Linked DNA regions of Mus musculus: region 2 is linked to region 1. A link is a loop called in an ENCODE intact Hi-C map of the cell type or tissue named here. Cell type or tissue: heart. All regions are shown on one strand. Each heading gives the region's core, and the rest is flanking DNA. Links, peaks and the distances in the headings are about the cores only.

Region 1 (8,000 bases), core at 1-8,000:
TCCTCAGTTTCTTTAATTGGCACATCTGAAGATCTGAAGTCCCACAAAAAATTCTTTGGCACGCTAAAACAAACAAACAAACAAACCCCAAGCAAAACATACACACAAACTTTAAATTTTCAGAGCAAGCATAAGAACCAGACTCAGACATGGCAAATGGAATGGAATTATTATACTAAAAACTTTAAAACTACGCTCTGGGGCTGGAGAGATGGCTCAGCGGGTAAGAGTACTGACTGCTCTTCCAAAGGTCCTGAGTTCAAATCCCAACAACCACATGGTAGCTCACAGCCATCCATATGACACCCTCTTCTGGCGTGTCTGAAGACAGCTATAGTATATATATATATAACAATAAATAAATCTTTGGGCTGGAGCAAGCCAGCAAAGGTCCTGAGTTCAATTCCCAGCAACCACATCATGGCTCACAACCATCTGTACAGCTACAGTGTTCTCATATACATAAAATAAATTAATTAAAAACAAAAAACTATACTCTGGCTTCTAACAGGAAAAGTGGACGAGCTGGAAGACCAGGCAGGTAATGTGCACAGAGAATTCTAAGGAAGAACTGGAAGGAAACAACACTGGTACTGGGACAAAGAGTGCCTTGGCTCCTCTTGCTATTCTGAGTTTTCTGGGTCTGTGCTTATGGACAATTCTCAGTCATTGCTGTTGAAGAACCCTGCTATTAAGGTTTCAAGCCACCATGTCCTGATAGCTCTCTGAACTCTATACAAAATGGAGGAGTCCCTTTCTCATCAGGGCTCCCCTTTCTCTGCCTAACTTTATTTGGAGAGTATCTCTGAGCAGAGTGACCTCATCTGAAGAATGACCCCGTGCATGACTGAGCACACAAGTCACAACTTCCTGCCCTTGTGATAATTACACACGGTGTTACGATCAATCGGCCCTCTCCACTCTTAGCCCTAAGAGCCCTTATATACCCTAACCCTGGAACAATAAACTAGACTTGTCTCACGGAAGCTGTCTCAGTCGTCTGAACCTGTTCTCTGCTCTTGCTTCCTCTGTCCTCGGGCCAGGGGCCAATGACCCTCCCCACCCAACCCCCAGGAGAAGGAGAACCACAGTTGCTTCAAACATTACTTCATCATCTATTCTTATTGTGTGTATGTGTGGCATGAACTTTTCCTGGGGAGAATAACTGAGCCTCTGAGCTTGAAGAAATCAATGTCAATGAAAATTTCCAAAGCTAGGGCTCATGCAAGAGCCTACCAAGCATGCACAAAATACCACATAAGCCAAGAGTGGTGGTGCACACCTGTAATCTCAGCACCCGGGACATAGAAGGCAGAAGGATAGGGAGTTGAGATACCCTTGGCTACATAGCAAGTTTGAGGCGACGTTGGGATGTATAAGAACTTTTGTAAAAAGCGGAAATGATTCCAAAACTGAAATGCAAACAATAGAGGAAAGTAAAAAAGATATAATGTCCAAGAAGTGTTAAACTACAAATGGTACAGCATACTGTTGTGAAATGCTGTCTGCTGAGCAGAACAGCCACTACCATCTTTTTTTTTTTAAAGATTTATTTTATGTCTGTGAGTACACTGTAGCTGTCTTCAGAACAGGGCATAGGATCCCATCACAGATGGCTATGAGCCACCAATGTGGTGGCTGGGAGTTGAACTCAGGACCTCTGGAAGAGCAGCCAGTGCTCTTAACCACTGAGACATCTCTCCAGCCCAGCCATCACCATCTTAACCAGAGCAGCTTACCATAAGATACCTGTAAGAGCCATCTGGGTGCAGCCTGTTCACATTCCTCCAGGGAAGTAGGGGAAAGAGTCCTGAGACCCTTGCCTGAGATTCCGGCCACTCTCCTGAACCTCTGTCCTAGCTGTGTGTAATTGGGCCCTAACTTCACGTGCTCCTTAGAAATAATAGTATAGAGTGTGGAAGATTAACTGGAAAGAGATCTCCATCTACAGCTATAGAGAACTTGTCATTCATGGAAAGATGAGTCTTTTTAGTGGCATGTTGTTTGGGGGCCACCTACATGCCTGAAGGCGATACCTACTGGTTCACAAAACCACACTTGGGTAGGATCATTACTTTGGTCTGTCATTGTCCTATTCGGGATAAGCAGCTGCTGTTTCACCTTCCCAGGAAAGTCCATTCAACACAGACACACATTGTTATAGGATATTTGAACCTGTTTCTAGCTGTGGTGTGGCTCAGCCCTTAGTACACACTTTTAATCCCTCTGGCTGGAATACAGACAACCCTTCATACACACCTTCAATCCCAAATAATCAAGGCAAAGTTAGTTTGTTGAAGGAAACAGTCATATTTGAAAACAGTTTAATTGAGTGGCAGACAAAATGATGGATCAGAGAAATATCTGACAGAGTACAATCTGCCCAACTCTCAGGAGAAGAGAGAGGAAAGGAAAGCTACTTAAGGGAGAGAGAGAGACAGACAGTACAGGAAGAAGAGAGTACAGTAACGGAATACATTAGAGTTTGTGGAATTGAACCTCAGTCCTCTGTAATATCAGTTAGTGCTCTTAACTGTGGGACTATCCCTCCATCCCCTTAATTTAATTTTTTAAAAATACTGTATTTATTTTTATTTTATGTGCGTTGTTATTTGTCTACATGTATGTCTGAAATGAGGGTGTCAGAGTCCCTGGAACTGGAGTTACAGTTATGAGCTGCAGTAGGGGTGCTAGGAATTGAATTCAAGTCTGTGGAAGAGCAGCCTGTGCTTTTAACTGCTGAGCCATCTCTCCAGCCCCCCTTAACTTAATCCTTAACCTTGAAGGCCATTAGACAGTGTTCTCTGGTCTAATTTCATCCTTTCCTTCCTACTAGTTTCAGCACTTTTGTTTTTGCCTGTGATTGTGTGTGTGTGTGTGTGCAGGTTGAGTATCACTCAGCTCTGTGTTTGTGATGGTATTTGTTCTGCTTGCTATTCTGAGTTTTCTGGATCTATGTTTAGTATCTATCATTAATCGCTTCTCAGCCTTTTGGCTAAGATCAAGTGTAGTATCTATCATTACTTTGGGACACTTCTTAGTCATTGCTCCAAACATTTCTTCATCCTCTAGTCTCACTGTGTGTAACAGTAGTTTTTATTTACCTGTCTCTGTCTGCTAATCTAGGCCTTGTATGGAAGCGTCTAGCCTCCAAACTATCTAATCTAGGCCTGGAAGGTTTTCAGCCTCTGAGATTTTCTTAGTTAGGTTTTCACTGCTGTAAAGAGACACCATGACCAAGGCAACTCTTATAAGGGACAACTTTTAATCAGGGTTGGCTTACAAGTTCAGAGTCTCAATCCATTATCATCATGGCAGAATGCATGGCAGTGTCCAGGAAGGCATGGTACTAGAGAAGGAGCCAAGAGTTTTACATCTTGTTCCAAAGGCAAACAGGAGAAGACTGGCTTCCAGGCAGCTAGGAGAAGAGTCTCAAAGCCCACCACAGTGTCACACTTCTTCCGACAAGGCCACATCTACTCCAACAAGGCACACCTCCTAATAGTGCCACTTACTCTCTGGGCCAAGAATATTCAAACCACCCCAGAGTTATTGCTGAATAAACTCGCCCCTTTTTAGTTCTTTCTGACTTCTGTCCATCTGGTTCAACTCAGCTGTTCTGGCTCAAACTCTTCTCCCAGCTGACTAATTCAATCTGGCTTCTCTGAATTGCTGTTTGACCTCAAACTAACTTTAGCAATCTTTTCTAATCTTCTGGCTCTTTCTCATGTTCTTACTTGTTCTGTCTTTACCTGTGCATGCCCCCCCCCCCTCTGTAACCTCCATCCCAGGAGACTTAAATCTTCACCTGCCCTCCATGGGCACTCCACACACATGGTTCACAGACATACATTCAGACAAAACACTGGTCCACATTAAATAAAAATAAAGTATCAAAAGAGTTAAATTAATACATGATAGCTTTAAAAAGGAAATTAATTTCTCAGCTTTAAAAACAATGTGTAACTAGATTGGACTTCTACCCAGAACCATGCAAGCAACAAGGGAGTAAAGTATTTACAGTACTGAAAACAAGGGGGAAAAAAAAAAACCCCATCTCACGCCGGGATTTAGAGGTGTGCACCAGCACACTCTGTGGGAAAATTCTTTAGAAAAAATGAAAGTGGGGCTGGAGAGATGGCTCAGCGGTTAAGAGCACCGACTGCTCTTCCAGAGGTCCTGAGTTCAATTTCCAGCAACCACATGGTAGCTCACAACCATCTGTAGTGGGGATCCAATGCCCTCTTCTGGTGTGTCTGAAGAGAGTAATGTGTACTCATACATAAAATAAATAAATCTTTAAAGAAAAAATGAAAGTGGTAAGGTCAGAAATGACAGAAAAAAATATGAAGAAAACCCACTTCAACATTAACATCCAGTGTAGTACTTTGGTACTGGGTCTGGAAAGGCTCTGAATACTGATCTGGAGAACCAAGGCAAAGTGTGAGCCATGAGTCTGGGAATGGAGGAAACCATTCAAATAATGGGCAGGTTTCATAAAATTCCTGCAAGGTGGGCAAGGCAGATAATTAATTTAAGCAACAAAGTAAAGCTGTACACAGTGTGCCCGGTTCTGTCCTTGGGGAGAGCAAGAAGAGTCAACCCACTAAAGGACTCCATCAAGTTAGTGCTCAAAAGAAACTTGGAAAAGGAAGCCCTTAAATATTATAAACTACACGAAACAGCAAAGATGTGGCACAGAAAAGCATAAAACGGCTGTCATCCTACTGTCCAGGAGAACCCTGACTAGCCCTAGGATATTTCAAACTATATTCGTTTAGGCACCGGCGAGTCAGGACAGGAGGGCGGAGTTACCACTCAGGCCTGTGTTTGGTTTTTTGAAACGAGCGAGCGCCCTCTTCTGTTTCGCGAGAGGAATGGCAGAATTTTTCCTGGGAGCGGCTGGCGGCCCGGGAAGGGCTTGGCAGACGCTGATTCAGACACCTAGGTTTACAGCTTGCAGGGGTGATGGAGAGTGACGCTAGGTCGTACGTCACTTTCACAGTGCAGGGGACCTCGTGACGTCACAGCTCCCTCCGCGGCCTCTTCCGGGGAGGGAAGCCGCGCGCCCAGGCGGAAGTGACGTACTCCTGCGTTTCCCTCAGTGGCGGCATTTTAAGTTTAGTGATCTGGACAGGTTGATACACTTAAGTCACCGCCTGAGAGGAGACTGCGGGGTTCCCGTGGCTCCGCGAAATGGGCCCAGCTGGTCCGCCGACCTTCCGGTGCAGATGAGAGAAGCGGGGCTCCGCCTACGGGAGCGTCCGGGAAGCCTGGGTTGAACGAAAGGAGGAAAGGGCGCCCGCGGGCCATGGCCCCACCTCCAGGGGTAGGTCCCGCGTCTCTGCGGTTTGCTGCCGCCGCCAGCTGGCTGGTAGTCCGCCGTCGCCGCGTAGAGCACTTCCCGAAAGTGGTGGAGTTTCTGCAGTCCTTGCGCGCTGCTGCCCCCGGCTTGGTTTGCTACCGGCACCATGAACGCCTGTGTATGAGCCTAAAGGCCAAGGTACTAGAGAGAAGGACGTCTGGTTGGGACTAAGATCGGCTGGAAAAGGGTAGGTGTTCTGAGCCCTGTACCGTGCAGGTGGTGGTGGAGCTGATCCTGCAGGCGCGACCCTGGGACCAGGTCCTGAATGCCCTGAAGCATCACTTCCCAGCAGAGTCCAGAACAGTAAGTACCACTGGACCCCGAAGCTGTGAGTGCTATCTTGGGCAGACCAAACTCAGGCCTGATGCAACCAAGTTGCCCCTGGGTCCTAGCGACACCTCCTCACCCAAATTTTCCTGTCTTCAATATCCTCAACAGACAAAAGAAGACAGGAAGCTTTTGGAGGCACGGGAAAATTTTTGCTTGCTTGTGAAGCACCTGTCAGAGGACCCGCCTTCGAGCCTGCAGGTGAGAATGGTTGGTTTGGAGGATGTTATGGGATTCCTGTTTTGTTTTGTTTTGTTTTCTAAAATTCATCTGACCTGCTTCACTTTCCCACATACAGGAACTAGAACAAGACTATGGGGAATCCTTTCTAGTTGCCATGGAAAAGCTGTTGTTTGAATACTTGTGTCAGCTAGAGAAAGCACTGCCTCCAGTCAGAGCACAAGAGGTTGTTGAGAAAGAAACACTTTAAGGGCGGAAGGCTGGGTGGCTTCCCCGAGAACTATGATCTTCCTATCTGTCGCCTTGCCCACAGCTTCAGGATGCTCTAAGTTGGAGTCAGCCGGGCTCGTTCATCACTTCTTCGGTTGCTTTGCACCAGTATGGTATGGACATGGGGTGGACATTTCCAGGTAAGAGGATCAGCGGAGATAACTAGCAATTTGGAGGTTAGTGTTTAGCTCTACCAAACCTGAGTCAGCCGAATGGAAGTTATATGGGCCTGTAACACAAACCTGAGTTTTAACCTAGTTCTAATTTTATAAGGCATCTTATTTTATCTTTCAGAGAGCTCTACTTCTGGCTCAGGGAATCTGATAGAGCCCATGGAAGAGAGTCCTCATCAGCAAACCAGGCCAGCATTCCACAGTCCTCTGCCTAAAGCTAAGCTTGGCCCTCACCAGCCAGCTTCACTGGAGCACCCAGAACACTTAGCTGGCCACCGCTTTAATCTGGCCCCTTTGGGAAAGCGAAAATCCCGATCACATTGGACATCGGCAAAGGCGTGCCATAAAGAGCGGCCCACAGTCATGCTACTCCCATTTAGGAACATGGGCTTACCAGCTCAAGACTTATCTAACCCTAAAAGCAGGGAAGAACCCGGTGCGGCCTCAGCAGCTTCTGTGGGAACAGAGCCAGTCTGCACGGAGGAGGCTAAGACTCCATCTCGGCCTTTGGGGAAAAGGGCATTAGAGGAGACCCCACCTGACTCACCGGCTGCAGAGCAGGAGTAAGGGTCTCTTCTCCTTCCTTAGGAATACTTTCCCTGCCTGCTTCCCTTCTTCACCCAACCTTTCCTTTGCCTTCACCTCAGGAACAGTGTGAATTGCGTGGATCCTCTAAGACACTCATCACCGCCTCTTACAGTCAAGAAACCAGGTAAGCTTTGGACCAGACGGCGTTGGGACTTTCCAAGGCCTGTGCTCACCTAAAAGTGGGTCTAGGTTTTGTTTCTGCTTATTTTTTTCGAGACAGGTTTTTTCTACATAACCCTGGCTGTCCTGGAAATTGATATGTAGACCAGGCTGGCCTTGAACTCAGAGATCCCCCTGCCTCAGCCTCCAGAGTGCTGGGATAAAAGGTGTGGGCCACCAAGCTAGGCTAAGAAAGAGGTTTTAATTGTGGTTTCTTTCCTGCAGTGCTGTCCCCAACCCCGTGTAGCTCTGTTATTACCATAGGGGACTTGGTTTTGGACTCTGATGAGGAAGAAAATAACCAGAAGGAAGGGAAGGTGAGTGGGAAGAAGCAGAAAGCCAAGCCAGAGGGCGGGCAGAACAAGGCAGGGATACATGTGAAGTGTTCCCAGTTATAGGAATTATGCTTTCTTCTCTATAGGAGTTTTTGAAAAACTACCAGAAGACGAAGTTTGACACCTATATCCCCATGTTTTGTGACTACATCCCGTAGTGTCCTGCCTATTCCTTTCTGGCTACCTAAACGGTTCTCACTCAGGTCCTCTGGAATATTCTCTGCACTCTGTCCATCTTCTGCTGCAGCTCTGCATGCAATTTAGTGGAAAAGAAGAGGAAGTCCAGACTTGAGTTGCCTGGCTACATTGCTGAAAGCTTTGTAGCACTTGAAAATTAAATATTGATTTGTTTCACTATTGATGGGAAGAAGGGGAATAAAGACTTGCATAGGTCTGTGTAGGTCATTCCTCCGAAACATAACAGGCTTCTCTTAGCTGGTTGAGGCCCTTCTCATATTTACTCCTTTGGCAAGAGTTTAGATTTACATAGAAGGGTTGAGAGAGCCTGGAAGGGAAACTGTCCTTATGCCATCCTAACAGTCATCCCTAAGGCCAGAATACACTTTGTAAACTTGCTTGCTACCAAGTTAGCTTAGGCTGGCG
Region 2 (16,432 bases), core at 5,241-13,240, 78 kb before region 1:
ATCATCTCCAGCCCTACAAGCCTGGTCCTTTAGCCTCCAAAGGCCTGCGGCAGGCTAAGGGATGGTGCAAGCAATAGAGACGGGAAACATGGCCTCTTTTCTCTACAGCTGCTCTCCAAGCCAAAGTTCAGTGGAGTAGAGAAGATCAAAACTATTGGCAGTACCTACATGGCGGCCACAGGCTTAAATGCCACCTCTGGACAGGATACTCAGCAGGTACAGTAGCCCTTTCCAATCAACCTTATTATGGGCTTCTATTGGTGGGCTTGTTCATAAGTTGGACTTTTTTCTGTGCCCCCATTGGCCCATCGTGGTGGGTGGACCTAATGACCAGGATTCTGAGAGAAGCTGCAGTCATCTGGGCACCATGGTGGAATTTGCAGTGGCCCTGGGGTCTAAGCTGGGAGTCATCAACAAGCACTCGTTCAATAACTTCCGCCTGCGTGTGGGTGAGGGACCTCCTTTGCTGGGGCAAAGGCGAGGGTACCTCCTCTCCCCTCTCCCAGCCGTTCATTAGCTGCTCGCCAACTCATTCCTGGACACCCCCTCTTCAGACTTACTCCCTTGGCTGAAGCATAAAGCTGTTAGTTCAAGAGCAAAGAGAGCCACCCTTCCCTTCCCTAATCCACTCTCCTCCAACCCCAAAGACGCTCTCTTATAAAAACCACCTGCCCTTTCCATTTCCCCTAATCTTCTTCTTCAGTTTGCTCCCCACCCCCACCAAAGCCTGCATTTCTTATCAGGGTTGAACCACGGACCAGTAGTAGCAGGGGTGATTGGGGCGCAGAAGCCACAGTACGACATCTGGGGGAACACAGTGAATGTGGCCAGCCGAATGGAGAGCACAGGCGTTCTCGGCAAGATCCAAGTGAGAATCACGTTGGAGGCATGAGGGGAGGGGACAAGGCTAAGGCCCCTCTACACTCCCTTACCCACCCCTCTTCCAATTGCAGGTGACTGAGGAGACAGCGCGGGCCCTGCAGTCCCTGGGTTACACGTGCTATAGCAGAGGCAGCATCAAGGTCAAAGGCAAAGGGGAACTCTGTACCTACTTCCTGAACACAGACCTGACGCGGACCGGATCTCCCTCAGCATCCTAGGCACCTGAGCTCCCCTCTTCGAAGATCCTCAATAAAATGTCTCCGAGCATCTGTAGCCTCCGGATGCAGCACCGTTTCCTCCCAAGCCGTCTTCCTAGGCCTCTCTTTCTGGGGGGAATCTTGTTTTACTGGGGTTTGCTTCTGAAAGATGGCAGATACTGATGCCCCAGAATTCTAGATGATAGCATCTGATGACCAGAGTCCCCAGCAAGACTTCCTTGGGAGATGGGGAGAAGAAAAACCATCTCCCAGGACTCTGCTGAGAGGATGAAGACCACTGCCTCGAAGACAAGGCAGGAAGTTAGGTTTGAACAATCAAGGCTACTTACCGGGAATGCCAGCAAAGACATTTCACAAGAGCTGGTTTTCTCAGAAGGGCCCTGAGTCATGACTCTGGAGTGATGATCTCACACAGCGAGTTCTTATAACAAACTCCTTTAGGAGTAAGTAGTGTGCTTCTCTAAGCGGGATGTAGGTGACCTATTTCAGAATTAGGAACATAGGGCTATATCGGCCCATGTGTCCCTTCGAAAATTGTCAATCACAGGGAACTAAGGAACTGTTGAGAGGGACTCCACCAGAGTGGTCCCTCTCTAAGACCAATAAACCTTTCAGTATCCCCACAATACACACCTCACTCACAGGCTTAGCCGATTTCAGACTTTAGTTTTAATCGTGAAGCTGCCTGCAGAAGCCAGGCCAGAGCATCCTGTCTCTCTGCCCTGACTTGCCCCACCCCTCCCTCTCTTCCGCTTAAGCCCAGTCCCCAACATGTTCTCCTCCAGGTACAGAAGTGGGTCAGGCCAGAGTTATGAGTTGTGTCATAACCCAGCCTACTGCAGTTCACTTCGAAGACTCAGGAATGGTGGAGGAAGTCATGAAGCTGTCGGTGGGGCCAGGCTCAGGACAGGCAGGTGTGTCCTTCGGGGTCTGGACCAGAGTGCCCCCGCGGCGGGTGCTGGACACCTCCGAGCCAGTGCCCTCCAGTAGCTTGACCACGAAGCCCACGCCCGCCGAACGCAGCAGGCCGCCGCCCGCGCACGCGTACAGCACCGGGTTCACGCTGCTGCTCAGGAAGGCCAGCGCGATGAGCACATAGCGGGCCAGCCTCAGACGCTGCCCCGCAGGGCTGTTCTTGTCCCAGCCGGCCACTGTGCGGCCGGCTTCCACCAGGTTCACCAGGTGGTAAGGCAGCCAGAAGGCGGCGAAGGCCAGGATAATGAGCACCACCAGGCGGCCGGTGCGGCGACTACGGCGGAAGCGCCGAGCCTGCAGCCTGCGCCCGATGTCAGAGTAGCTGGCCACCACCGCTAGGAAGGGCAGCAGGAAGCCCGTGATGGCTTCGAAGAGCAGATGGAAGACTTTATGCTCTTTGTTGGGATAGTTCGGAGCGCAGATCAGAGTCCTGTTGTTCCATTTTACTGTACGGTACACAAGGACCGGTATGGCCAGCAGAAAAGACACCACCCAGATGCCTGCCAGCACCCATCGGGCAAAGGCCTTAGTACGAACCTTTTGGGACATAAAGGGGCGGGCCACTGCCAGTGATCGGTCCAGACTCATGATGGTTATAAGCAGGACACTGGCATACATGCTTATTCCACAGACATAGTGGCACAGGCGGCAACCCATCTCTCTAAAACTCCAGGTGCCTCGAGCCAGAAAGTGGAGGAAAAAGGGAGCAGTGAGCAACACAGCCAAGTCGGCCAGGGCCAAGTTCAGCACCAGCAGGGCGGTGACCGTGCGTTTCTGCATCCTTTTCAGGATGCTCCACACTACAAAGCTATTGCCAGGAAGCCCCACAGCCAGGGCCACAGACAGTAGAACAATGGGCAACAGAGACAGGGACATGCCACCAGGAGAAGAAGGTGCTGCAGGAGATGTAGTGTTTGCAGCCATCAAAAGGACCTAGAGAGTGAAAGTGGACACACCCATGAGGGGAAAGCCAAAGGATTCTTGACCCCCAGCCACATCAAACTAGCATGGAGTACTCTGGTCTCCAAAATCAGAAGTTTCAGAGGCACCTTCAAAATATGTCACCCCATCACTGTCAACCTCATTGCTCTTTTTTTTTTTTTTTTTTTTTTTTTTTTTTTTTTTGGTTTTTTGAGACAGGGTTTCTCTGTGTAGTCCTGGCTGTCCTGGAACTCACTCTGTAGACCAGGCTGGCCTCGAACTCAGAAATTTGCCTGCCTCTGCCTCCCAAGTGCTGGGATTAAAGGCGTGCACCACCACGCCCTGCCAACCTCATTGTCTTAAAGGCGCCTGGTTGAATAGAAAGACTAATTTCCTAACCAGGCTGTGGGGCCCCTTCTTTGCTTCAGACCCAGTTGCAAAATGTACAGCAACAGCAGTATTTCCAAAACCCTTCACACTCGTTTCCTTAAGAGAGCCTGGAACCCAGCACCAGGCTGGGAGACTTTCCTCAGCACTGTGCACGCCTTGAAAGGCTAACTCCTCTATCTCCCAAGAGGCCACTGTCCACTTTCTCCAGTCACCTACCCACACTCTCTAGAGCTGACCATGGGGCACCAGGAAGAGCAGGGCAGGGAAGAGTTAATGGACAAGAACCATCCCTTTACAGAGGTCGGGCTTTCTTTGGGGATTCTGTCTCACCATCTCTTCAAGTTATAATTGACACACACACCATACTGACACACACACACACTCACCCACAACACACTGACATTCACATACACACTCAAACACACACACCATACTCACACACACACACACACACTCACACACACACACACACTCACATACATACTCACCCATAACACACTGACACTCACATTCATAAACACACACAACATACTGACATACATTCACACACACACATAAACACACTCACACACACATACACACACACCACACACACACACACACACACACACACACACACAGACACCATACTGACTCTCTCACACACAACACACTGACGCATACATAAACACACACACCATACTGACATACTCACACACATACACATAAACATATTCAAATACACACACACACACACACCATATCATTCCTAGGATACTTACAGGGTTTCCCTGATGCTGATCAGAAGGTAATGTCTTGTCTAGTTGTTGGATATACAATCCTTGAATCTGTCTTAGTGCCAGGGTCCTGGTCCCACTTCTAGGTCTGTCAGCTAAGTCAGCCAGAGAGGAAGTACCACAGAGCAGAGCAAAGGAGGCGGGGCGGGGGAGCATCTTCCTGAGGGTGAGGCTGAAAACCCCCACACCTCCCTTCACTGTTGGGGTGGGACAGTCTGTGTTCCAACGCAGTCCAAAAGAGAGGAAGACTCTTTGGGTGGGGCTAAGTGAGTAGTAGCCAGAAAGGGGCAGTGAAGTAGGAAAGAGGGGTGCCAGGAGTGACTTGGCTTGGGGTGTGGTCTAAAAGTGCAGGTCTAGACAGGAGGAGTGAGCAAAGTTACGGATTGAATTGTAGGAGAAGGAAGCAAGGGAGAAGGCTAAGATTGAGACTGCTGATTTTAAAAATATTATCTTTGTACTTCACATTAACAACCTGCACATGCTGTAGTTTTTTGATTAATGCGCTTTTAGATTAGGTTGACCGCCTATGTTCTGTGTATTGTTGTGAGTTAGGGTATCATGGTATTAAAAACAGCATATTGGGGTCAAGGCCACCCTAGGCTATATGGGAGAGAGGAGAGAGAGAGAGAGAGAGAGAGAGAGAGAGAGAGAGAGAGAGAGAGGAGGAGGAGGGTTACAAAGAGAAAGAATATCAATGAGAATGTGAAAAAATGAAAGAAGAGAACCACAACCTAATCTTGACTTCAGGCAGGTCAGACCACAACTGTGGTGTGGCTATAAGAGACAAGCCACATCCAGCACTGCCCGTTCCAGGTTAACCAATTCTCCATTCTTTATGAGAGACATCAAAGTCTAATTGATCTCCTTCATGACACAAAATACGGATGTCTTCCCCTTACCTTACCCAGGCCATTTAGCAGCCCTGGTGGACTTTCCTTCTGGGATCTAGGCAAGAATCCACACTTCTTTCCTGTATCCCTACAGCCTTGTACCGTCTGGTTTCAACTCTGACAGGGAGAATGTGGGCTAAGCTAGGGGATACTGAGAATGAAGAAGAGACAGGATGGCTCAGGGCCAGCAGCCCTACCTCCCTCCAGCCCTACCACAAGAGCATCTAAGAATTTGTAAAGCCACCACAGCCTTCTACTCCCCTCGACAAAAGAAAGGATGCTGGCTCTCTTTGAAGTGTCCCGTAGCACCAAGAACACAGCCCTCCAGTCTGCACGGGCCTTTCTGTTTGTCTTTCACTCTGTCACTTCTTAGGCAAAGCAGCATAATGGTGATCACTGATGTCCCTTTTGTCCCCCAGTGCCCTCACCTGCTGTCAGTTGAGAAAAGCCAGATCAGCATTGGCCCAGTAACTGTCAAGCAGAGGATATGATGAAAAGGGGAGCTGAAACCACAGCAAAAACAGAGGGCAGAGTTGAGGAAGGATCTCTCTGACCACATGGGGTGTGTAAGGTGGAGAGTAGACAGCAGAGGAAGGTCAGGAACCTCTGCTCCAGAGCACCAGGACAGGACGGACTCTGTGTTTCAGAATAAAGCTTTGGGTTCAGAGCTCCAGGGTCACCCACGGCCCTTCCTAGCGGACAGTGGGTTATCTTTGCACTTTCTCCCCACTCCATCTTCCTTGGGAAGCCATCTTCCCTCCTCCTCCAGAGCCTAGGCATGCTAAGCACACTTCCTCCCTGATTCAGAAGTCACGTCAACCCTGGTTTTGGTGTTTGTAGCATGACCCTGGAGACTGAGTTTCCTTTTTGTGTGTGTGTGTGTCGGCCTCTGCCTGAAGGGTGAGAAATACCATTGAAGTAGAGCCCAGAGTAGCCACTTGGGAGGTCAGCTGTCTCAGTTTGCTGGGGACTGATGCATGTGGGAACAGGAATTCTGAGGGCTAGGAAGAATGGTCTGAGCCAACTAGGATGGACTGGTTGTGTGTGCAGCCATGATGCTCCTTAAAGGAAAAAACAAAAAAAAAAAAACAACAACAACCAAAACCCAAAAACCTTGCATTCTACTTTCCCCCTAATCAAAGGGGTCATTCAGGTTTTAGATCTGATAATAAAGAGATTCCAAAAGATGGAGGCTAGAAGTAATAGAGAAGGGTGAGGAACATCAACAACAGGAAGAAAAGACGGAGAAAGGGAAGGCACTGCCTTCCTGTGCATGGCTTTCAGTTTTCCAGATACCCCTGCCATTCCCCACACGTGGTGGCGCACACCTTTAATTCCAGCACTTGGGAGGCAGATTTCTGAGTTCGAGGCCAGCCTGATCTACAGAGTGAGTTCCAGGACAGCCAGGACTACACAGAGAAACCCTGTCTCAGGAGAAAAAAAGAAAAAAAAAAAAAACAATCTTCAAACTTCCCCTTTTAAAGCAACCTCTGGCTCCTGGGTTTCTTCGTAGGCCTGGTGGTTTATAGGGGGTATGCAAGGATGAGCCCAGGGTCAGAGGGAAGTGTTAAGTATTGGGGTCCCAGGTTCCTGCACCCCCATCCAGCCATGTGCTTTTGTCTCAGTGCCAACCACCAGTCAAGCAGGAACACTTTCCCTTCACGCTACACAGACTTCCTTCCCTGCTCGTAGGCCAGTTTCTTCCTCCTAAATGCTTCTAAGAATAGATTTTATCCACCCCCATCCAAACTCTAAAGTGGTTCTCCAGATAGGCCTGGGGAGGCAGACGACCTGGATGGGGAGGCAGGACAGAAAGCCGCTGAAGGCTGACACCATCCAGTCCTGACCTGTCTTGGTAGAGCTTGAGAGAGCTTCAGTACACTCCAGGAGCACACTTAAGCCATCAGCGAATGGCTTCCCAGGGTATTTCACAAGAATAGCTACTGGCAACGTGTAAATAGTGTTGGTACACGGATCCAGGCTGTACTGTAAGCACAAATTTTGAACATAGGCCACAGTCACCCTCACAATGCCATGGTTTGGAGGAATCAGGTTCAGATAGAGAAATCCTTATTCAGCCAAACTCAAACTGCAATCAGAGAAGGGTCCTCAAGTACTCCAGAGCTCTGGGAACACAATGAAAAGTGGTAGGGGAGCCCCAAGGTGGGGTTTAGGGTCTTGTCTACCATTCTTGACTGTCTTTCTCCGTCTTGCCCCCATCTCCGCCTCCAGGGTCTCCATTGCCCCTGCCCTGCCCCATTACTTTCAGCTTAGGAGTAGTTCGGAGTTCCATGGTACCCTCCCTAGAGCGGCTGCCCCCTCGGGCCTCCCCAGAGCCCTCGAAGAGTCGAGTAAGGAACCGAGGCCCGGCCCGCGGCAGCAAATCCCCCGCAGTGAAGACATAGAGCACTGGGTTGACGCTGGAACTGAAGAAAGCCAAGGCTGTAGTTCCAGCGCGCGCCGCCTGGCCCGCCCCGCCGAGCCTGGCCAGGGGTCCTTCCGGCGGAGCGAGCGCGGCCACCGCCTGTAGGAGATTGACCGCGTGGTAGGGAGCCCAGAGCAAGCCAAAGGCCAGCACGATGGCGCTCACCAGACGACCCACCCGTGTGCCTTGTCGCCCCGAGCCCCAGCGCGCTCCTCGCAACCGCGCCAGCGTCACGCCATAGCAGCCGAGCACGGTCCCAAAAGGCAAGACGAAGGCAGTCAGGGTCTCCAGGCTCAGATGAGCAGCTGCGTGCACTGGCGATGGGTGGCACAGCTGACACACGCGCCCGCCCCAGAGGTGGCGGTAGACCGCGGCCGGGACGGCGAGCACCAGGGCGGCCAGCCAGACCCCCAGCAGCAAGCGGCGGGCCAGGGCCGGGCTGCGCAGTCGGGGAGCCAGGAAGGGCCGAGTGACAGCCAGGCAGCGCTGCAGGCTGAGCAGGCCGGTGAGCAGCACGCTGGCGTACATGCTGAGCGCGCACACGTAGTACACCGCCTTGCAGCCCACCTGGCCCAAGGGCCAAGCCTCTTGGCTGAGGAAAGCCACAAAGAGCGGCGTGAGCAGCAGCACCGCGCCGTCGGCCAGGGCCAGGTGCAGCACAAGTGTGGCCGCCAGTGGCCGGCCCGCCGTGGGCCGCCAGCCCGCTAAGCTCCATACTACGAAGCCATTGCCTGGCAGTCCCAGCAACGCCGCCAGCAGTAGAAAGGCAGTGCCGGTGGCCCGCGAGCCCTTCCAGCTCAGTAGTGTCTCATTCCCAGGCGGACGGTAGCAGACAGACATCCTTCTAGGGGGAGAGCTGCAAGAATCCAGGGAAGGGGACATTCAGGATTGGGGCAAAAGCCCACACGACCTCTGATGCTAGATGAGAAGGAGCGTGCCTCCCCCAAGTTCTCGTCACCTTGCCTCTCTTCTCTCCAAGAAACCAATTCAAACAGCTCCTTAGAACCTGTGGCTTCTGTCCTCAGTCAAACCTTCCCACCTTGGTATGTTCCCAGAGGTCGCTGGTACCAAGGCACTGGTGTTCCCCAGTTCCGTTGTAGACAGTCACTGTCTCCACTTCTGGCCTTCTGCATACCTGCCTCTGTATCTAATCTCAGTCTTTGTATCTCAGGGCTAAGGTGGCTGTAAGGAGTAAAGGAGAATGGGCAGATCTACTTACCCGCTGGGAGAGAACAGCATTGGGGGGCGCAGAGAGATTTAGGAAGGTGACAGGTGAAGCCAGCTGCTGTGGATGAGGTGCCTAATCCTGCCCCGTGCCTGTCACATTTGCGGAGAGGATGAGTCAAGAATGGAGAGGGACAAGATGGTGCTCACCCTGGGCCCTCCTTCATCCTACTCCTTCCCATCACTGACAGGCCCAGGCATGTGGAGGCCAGCCTCCCCAGGAAGCAGGATAAGGCTGAGGTGCAGAGAAGGCTCAGCCTGCGGAGAAGAGCAGTTGTACCTGCTAACGACTGCTCCCACATCTCCCCACCTCTGGCCCCAGTCCTTTCAGCCCACCTCCTGCAATGTTTATGTTCTATCTAGCCTCCATGGCTTGCAGGCAACAGAGAAGTAACCCAAACAAGGCGCTCTCCCAGCTGCTCTCCTTTTGCTTGTTTCAACCTTCCGTTCCTGCGGAGTGTCCTCTTCTGCTTCAGTTTCTTTGGGGGCCTGTCAGAGCCCCTCCACCCTACAGCTATTACTCAGTTGCCGGTGACATTTCAGTGTAATACATGATGCTCAGGCCTAAGGCTATGCATTTGGGTAATAAGAGCTTACAACCTGGTTTAGGGGTGGAGATCATAACACTGGGGAGGGACGGAACATATTAAGATCAGGAAGAAAAAAAAAAAAAGATCAGGAAGAAGGCTGAAGAAATGGCTCAGTGGCTAAGAACATTTGCTGCTCAGCCAGAGGACCTGGGTTTGTTTTCCAGCACCGTGTTAGGCAGCTCATAACTATTTGGAATTCTAGCTCAATAGATTCTAACACTGACTCTGACCTCCACCTCTCTCTCTCTCTCTCTCTCTCTCTCTGTGTGTGTGTGTGTGTGTGTGTGTGTGTGTGTGTGTGTGTGTGTGTCACACACACCAGGAAGAGGAGAACAATCCAATGCATTGCTCCCCATGACTAGCCATCAGGACCCTGAGGTATACAGAATACCTAAGGCAGAATAAAACTAGGGCATGCCCATTGAGGGAGGATTGCCCTAGAGGTGTTATACCCCTATAATTTGCCCTTGATTGGTGCCTGAAGTGGCCCTGGCTGGGGCTCCAGCTGGCATGAGAAATGAAGCTGGCTAGGTCACAAAGCTGTCCAGGCACTTTGTGTTTCTCAGGTGTAAAGGGCTGCAATATATGTGCCGCCACTAGATGGTGCTAAACCTCTTTGTGCGCAGCTGCGAGAACACAGCCAGCCAAAGCCACCAGTCCGTCTCCGGGGCTTTTGCCCAACCCCTGGGGGCTTTAACCTATCCCCAGGGTGCATGAGGATCATGGGTGTTGCTACCAGTCCTAGTTTAGACACGTCACCAAAAGTATTTAAGCCACACACTTTCTGAGCCTTCTTTGTCTACCTCACTATGTTTAAGAAGTAAAAGTTAACCGTGGAAGAACCTGGTGTGTCCTGTGTTTATTTCCCGCGGGACGGGGATAAGCTCGGGATACTCAGGACTCAAGAAGCTAGGGAACTAGGAGAGCCTTGGAGGCTCCCAGTCAGGAGAACAGGGACTGTGCTCAGTTAAGGGGTTTACTAACAGTAAATCTCAGTTTCTGTGCAATTATCCATCGTGGCTACAGTTAACATCAGACATGAAACCTTGGCCATCACAACTAAAATTCTTAGACTGAGGAGAGGCTCAGTCCTTGCTATACAAGTGTGAGGACCTGTATTCGGCACCCAGAAACCATCTTAAAGGGGTACATGGGTTGTAATCCTGGTGTTGGCAGATGGAAACAAGTGGGTTTCTAGGGCTCACTGGCCAATGATCCTAACCAGCACAGCAATTTCCAGGCCTATTGAAGACCTTGTCTAAAAGAAAGAAAGAAAGAAAGAAAGAAAGAAAGAAAGAAAGAAAGAAAGAAAGAAAGAAAGAAAGAAAGAAAGAAAGAAAGAAAGGAAGGGAGAGAGAGAGAGAGAGAGAGAGAGAGAAGGGAGGGAGGGAGGGAGGAAGGAAGGAAGGAAGGAGGAAGGAAGGAAGAAAGAAAGAAAGAAAGAAAGAGAGAGAGAGAGAAGGGAGGGAGGGAGGGAGGAAGGAAGGAAGGAGGAAGGAAGGAAGGAAGGAAGGAAGGAAGAAAGAAAGAAAGAAAGAAAGAAAGAAAGAAAGAAAGAAAGAAAGAAAGAAAGAGAGAGAGAAAGGAAGGAAGGAAGAAAAGAAAAAGAAAGATAAAAAGAAAATAAAGAAAAAGTTGTTACCCGAGGAACAATATCCAAGTCCTCCAGCTTCCATATGCATGTGTTCTCTCTCTCTCTGTCTCTCTCTCTGTGCTAAAGGCTAAAGTCCTGACACTCCTCTGATTAGTGTAGTGGGGATCATAGCTGGAGATACATTTTGGGGGTGAGGGGTGGTCTTTTGAGACAGGGTTTCTCTGTGCAGTCCTGACTGTCCTGGAACTCACTCTGTAGGACAGGCTGGCCTCGAACTCAAGAGATCCACCCATCTCTGCCTCCCAAGTGCTGGGATTAAAGGTGTGCGCCACCACTGCCCTGCTGGAGATACATTTTTAATTAGCAAACCAAAAAAGATGAGAGTAGTGTTGGCTCATAGACACTGAAGCAGGCATTTCAAGAGAATAAAGCCAGAAAGAAAAAATGTTTAGCCAATCCTTCTCCAACCAAAGAGCGGATACGCAGGAAGGCCAGGGTTCCAGAAAGGATCCTGGTGATGCTGGTTCTGTAGATCAGAATCCAGTCTCTCATCAGACACAGTGTCCCTCCTTTCATAGTCTCCAAGTCTCTTCAGCACATTTAGCCCAGGCTTTTCCAAAGACTGAAGTTTATAACTTTCCAGTAGGTGGCGGCAGTCAGCAGGGCTCACATGGAATGTTCCATCTCTGGGATTGTGGGCCAGAAACTGTTCTAACGCTGTTCTAATAGGAAGATGAGTTCAAGGTGGCCAGTGTGGACTATAAAGTAAAACTGTATTTGGATGAGGGGGCGGCGGATCAAATATCTAACTTCATCCTTCACATCTCTAAAGAGACACAAACGGCGGACTTTGGTTACTTCTACCACTTCACATAGGCTCCTCCTCCTACCCTCTTCGACTTTGTCCCTCTTACTGACCAGGCAAGGGGGTCAGAGTCCACGCTTGACTCACCTCTCACTTTACCAGGGCTAAGATCTCAGCTTTATACAAAAAAGCAAGAACAACAGAGAAGCACCCAGCCCCAAAGCAACAGGGAGAGAGTCACCTCCCCCATCCCTCTGCATGGAGTACCTTTCAGCCTTCAACCCCAATGGCCTGCTAAGGTGATGTCTAACCCTTGCCTCTATATGTCAACCCTAGGGATATGGGCAGACAAGGCAAAACAGCCCAGGAAGACTCACTTCCCTATCTCCTCTACAGATTTCTCTCTTTTTCCCTCTGACTCTTAAATTACTATTTTGTTCTCCCTCTAAGTCTCTCCTTTGGATCTGTAAACCTAGACCCTCTAGCTACCCCACCCCCCACCATTATCAACAAGTTTGCCAACCCCCCCCCCCTCCTTACTCCTGTTTTGTTTCCAACCATCAGGTCAGTATCCACTGTGAGCTCGGAGTTAAGCCGTAGGGTCTGGAACTCAGCTCCTCCACCTCAGCGACCCTTCCGTGTCTGTGATCATAAGCGGACAGTCCGGAAAGGACTGACAGCTGCCAGCCTCCAAGAACTGCTAGATAAGGTAAGTGGTCAAACTTCTGGGTTCCTAGAACAAGGAAGCCATGGGACTCATGATAGTGGGGTCAGGGAGCAGGAAGTGTGCAGGCTCCATGATTGCCACACCTTCAGAGGTCGAAGAAACAGTAAGCCAGTGACCTGTTTGCATTTGAGTAAATTAGTCTCTGAGTAGTAGGCTTTCTTTGGCAGAGGAACAGTAGGTAACAAGGGCTGGAGAGATGGGCTCAGAAGTCATGGCAACTTGTATGTCTTTTCATAGTGCTAGGAATCAAAACTCTAGGCGAGGGCTCTGCCACCGATTTAAATTCCCAGCCCTTGATTTCTATGAAAAAGCCAATTTCAAATCCTGTTTCTGCCACTTGTTAGCTGTCAAACAATGGGAAAATATTCAACCTATCAAAACCTATTGTTTTGTTTTTCAAACAGGCTCTCACTTTTTAGCTCAGGCTGACCTTGAACTCAAGAATAGAATCCTCTTGCTTCAGGCTTCCAAACACTGAGATTAAAGACGCATGCCTCAAAACCTAAAAAAACTCTTTCAATGTTGGGCATCAAAGCCAGGTCTTTCAGCAGACTGGGCAAACAATTTCTTCTGAAGCGCAGCTCCAGCCTTCAGTTTGTCTACACAAGGGTCGAATAAACTGTCTTTTACAATTACTGAATAAATGGAAAGTCCTTATAGTTGACAGACATGGACAGGGGATGTATCTCAGCTTTTATCTTTTTAATGAGGTCAGTCAACAGACAACTGGAGCAGATGTTTATTTAACAATCTAGTTAGTAAAGCTAAGCAGAATCCTCTGGAGATTAGAGTGGCCTGCCCTAAGGAGGGAAGCAGCCCGAGGTGTGTTGTGCTAGGTGACTTGAGGTTAGGTGGCTTTCTTCCCCAAATCACAGTGGACTGGGCCTGCCTTTTGGAGTATTTTCTCATGTGGTCCCTACGAAAAGAGGTGAGGGAAAGGAGAGAGAGCCCAGCAGTGAAGAGCATGCACTGCTCTTCCAGAGACCCAGGTTGAGTTTCCCAGCACCTACCTGGTGGCTCACAACCACGTAACGCCAGCTCCAGAGAATCCAATGCCCTCTTCTCCACACATTCACATAAGCATAGTTCCCATAAACATTTAACAATAAAAATTTAGGGGCTGGAGAGATGGCTCAGTGGGTAAGAGCATTGACTGTTCGTCCAGAGGTCCTGAGTTCAAATCCCAGCAACCACGTGGTGGCTCACAACCATCTGTAATAGGACCTGATGCCCTCTTCTGGAGTGTCTGAAGACAACTACAGTGTACTCATATAAATAAAATAAATCTTTAAAAATAAAATAAAAATTTAAAGGAAGCTGTGTCAAGCCACAGGATAATCAATGTGAGGTCAGGTCTGTTTAAGATTCCCTTTGATAGTGTTTACACATTGGTCAAAACCCTGGGGCCTCAGTTTCTGGTGCAAGGGAATGACTTAAGCACAGCTTCAAGGATGCTCAGTCACAAGAGGTCTATCAGAAGGCACAGCCACTAAGATGTATGGTTACCTCCGCCCAGCTCCTTCCCTACAGGGTGGTCCTGCGGAATCTGATTCCTGGGAGAGGTGCAGGTTTTAGGAGCTATCCTTAAAACTGAAGTAGAGCTGGCCAACCAATCACATGTTTTAGACCAGCACCTCGTGCTTGCTCCTTGAGAGGGCCTTACAGGAGTCAGTGAGAGCCCCGCTCCTCCTGGTCACCTTGACTGTTTCTACCCAGCCAAAGCCTTTTCTTTCTCACCCAATTGTTCCTAGCCTCACTACCTTAACCCTGACGTTCCTTCTATGGCTCACACGTTTGCACTTGGCAAACAGTTTCACTTGGCCTCAGGAAGGTTAAATGGTGCTAACTTAGAAAACAATTGTAGAGAACAGGAAAGCATAGGACGACACTGCAGATAAGATAGATCAGACAGGTTTCATCTGGACAGACTTGGAGTCAGGGTCCAAAACTGTTGAAGTCTGGTTTTAAACTTCTGGACTCCAGTGATCCCCCTGCCTCTGCCTCCTGAGCAGCCAGGACTGTAGGCGTACTACCACACCCGGCTATGACTGATTTGTCATTCAGTTCCAGTAGGAGTGGCTCAGAGAGGAGCAAGAGTAGGTACGGAGGGAGGGAAGGAGGGAAGGAGGGTAGATAGGTAGGTCTGCTCTGTGAAGGTCTATCAACAGCTACCATTTCTGTTGGGTGGTCATGGTCTCACATACTTTTAATCCCAGAACATGGGAGGCAGAGGCCAGTGACTCTCTTGAGTTTGAGGCCAGCCTGGTCTACAGACCAAGTTCCAGGACAGCCAAAGCTACACAAAGAAAGAACTGCAACTTTTAGGAAGGATGAGATGAAGTGTTCATGTCTACAATCCCAGGACCCAGCAAACTAACACAGAATTGCTAAGTTTGGGAGCAGGCTGCACTACACCAACACCCTGTCTCAAAAAAAGAAATAAACAAACAAAACCCCTACAGGGAAGATGGCAAAACACCTGGAGGTAGAGCTGATATGCCAACCAGCGTGAGGCTGACGGGGCCTCCCTTCCTGCCTCTTGTCACTGACAGGTCCTGGAGACCTTGCTGCTACGTGGAGTGCTAACACTGGTCCTGGAGGAGGATGGGACTGCTGTGGACAGTGAGGACTTCTTCCAGCTGCTGGAGGACGACACGTGCTTGATGGTGCTTGAGCAGGGCCAGAGCTGGAGCCCCAAGGTGAGAGCCCCACAGTGGGGCTGCTTAGGTCTCCACTCCTTTCTGGTCCTCCCTGGCTTCTTCCCTGGCCTACCACTGACCTGTGGGGGCACAGGCTCTGGGGAGCTGTGAAGGACATCAACCATTAGATGACATTGGGAAGACAGATCCGGCACTGACAGGATTAGTGGTGGTTCCCAGGGTATGAGGGCAGGTCCACTTCAATGATGAGAATGTCCCACAGAGTGGGATGTTGTCATACGGCCTAGGACGGGAGAAGCCAAAACACAGCAAGGACATCGCCCGCATCACCTTCGATGTGTACAAGCAAAATCCCCGAGACCTCTTTGGCAGCCTCAACGTGAAAGCTACATTCTATGGACTCTACTCCATGAGCTGTGATTTCCAAGGAGTTGGCCCTAAAAGAGTACTCAGGTCAGAGACCAATCTGTCATGCAACCCTCGGATCCATGTATCCCATAAACTCCCCCTTATCAGCCCCCCACACCAAAGCATCCAACCCCGACCTCCTTGCAGCTTCCTTTAACTCTCTGATCTCCACTCTGCCCTCCAGGGAGCTCCTCCGTTGGACTTCCTCGCTGCTGCAAGGCCTGGGCCATATGCTGCTGGGCATCTCCTCCACCCTTCGCCATGTGGTGGAGGGGGCTGATCGATGGCAGTGGCACGGGCAGAGACACCTCCACTCCTAATGAGATCATGCTTTGAGCCTGTGCTGAAAGACTGGTTCCATGTGACACAGGAGGGTAGTAAAGGCACCATCAGGCTTGGGGTCTGCAGTGTACCCTAGGTAACCAAGCTGACTCCATCCTAACAGATCTGCACACTGCCTTGTTCCTCTGGCCTGTACATCTTCCTGAAGAATGCTACCTGTCTTCCCTCCACTCCTGCCTTCCACATACCCTGCAGAACCACAGCCTTGTCCCCTGCATCCTGATCCCACCGTAATCGCTGCTTCATCTAGGTTCTTACTGACGCCTACCCCTAAGATCCTGCATACCAACGGCCACTGTCCCTAGCTTTACTACAAGATAACTTTCCCCTAAAAAATAAAATAAAAATATTTCCAAGAAAAATACAAAAGTCTTTACCAGTATGTCTTGGGAGAGGGGAGAGAATAGCAGATGGACATAGAGATTAACAAGATCTAGCTGCCACAGAGCAGGCTAGCCTTGAATTCTTGATATTCTTGTTTTACCCTCTGGAATAGTAGGTTTACAGTTTTGTGCATGTTACTACATCTGGCTGCAGTAAGACTTTTGGATCCAATGTAAACAGGAAGGGTAAGCATGTTCCCCTCCCCATCAAGACCGAGTCCC

Evidence for each region. A loop is a pair of places that touch in the nucleus more often than their neighbours do. Peaks named below come from ENCODE experiments on the same cell type or tissue, not always from the same donor. Only the 100,000 strongest peaks of a DNase experiment are listed, where the experiment ranks them.
Region 2: a loop joins it to region 1, with 2.5 times the contacts of the local background. A loop is called at or near these places in 5 of 42 quality-filtered maps.

What each region holds. Positions count from the first base shown.
Region 1 is chr14:55,678,893-55,686,892 of GRCm38, reverse strand. Tinf2 (Terf1 (TRF1)-interacting nuclear factor 2) reads left to right here and starts at 5,076. Exons shown (of 9, transcript NM_145705.3): 1 at 5,076-5,503; 2 at 5,582-5,668; 3 at 5,804-5,893; 4 at 5,991-6,098; 5 at 6,186-6,282; 6 at 6,437-6,878; 7 at 6,963-7,027; 8 at 7,288-7,379; 9 at 7,484-7,813. The coding sequence starts at 5,312. The coding sequence ends at 7,555. It also overlaps a transcript of Gmpr2 not described here and the pseudogene Gm25887. In heart, for the core only: a CTCF peak has its summit at 4,880 (motif pointing left); a DNase peak (open chromatin) is centred at 5,032; H3K4me3 peaks cover 1,827 bases; H3K27ac peaks cover 1,391 bases.
Region 2 is chr14:55,753,809-55,770,240 of GRCm38, reverse strand. Cideb (cell death-inducing DNA fragmentation factor, alpha subunit-like effector B) reads left to right here and starts at 11,817. Exons shown (of 5, transcript NM_009894.3): 1 at 11,817-11,989; 2 at 12,255-12,399; 3 at 14,970-15,116; 4 at 15,340-15,530; 5 at 15,670-16,189. The coding sequence starts at 11,949. The coding sequence ends at 15,805. Ltb4r2 (leukotriene B4 receptor 2) reads right to left here and starts at 8,813. Exons shown (of 2, transcript NM_020490.2): 1 at 8,697-8,813; 2 at 7,012-8,333. The coding sequence starts at 8,317. The coding sequence ends at 7,235. It overlaps Nop9 (NOP9 nucleolar protein), which reads right to left. Exons shown (of 10, transcript NM_026403.3): 10 at 14,607-16,432. Ltb4r1 (leukotriene B4 receptor 1) reads right to left here and starts at 4,279. Exons shown (of 2, transcript NM_008519.2): 1 at 4,148-4,279; 2 at 1,749-3,008. The coding sequence starts at 2,999. The coding sequence ends at 1,944. It also overlaps Adcy4. In heart, for the core only: CTCF peaks have their summits at 7,532, 9,879 (motif pointing right) and 11,525 (motif pointing right); DNase peaks (open chromatin) are centred at 6,780, 7,670 and 9,890; H3K4me3 peaks cover 2,851 bases; H3K27ac peaks cover 3,023 bases; H3K27me3 peaks cover 1,909 bases.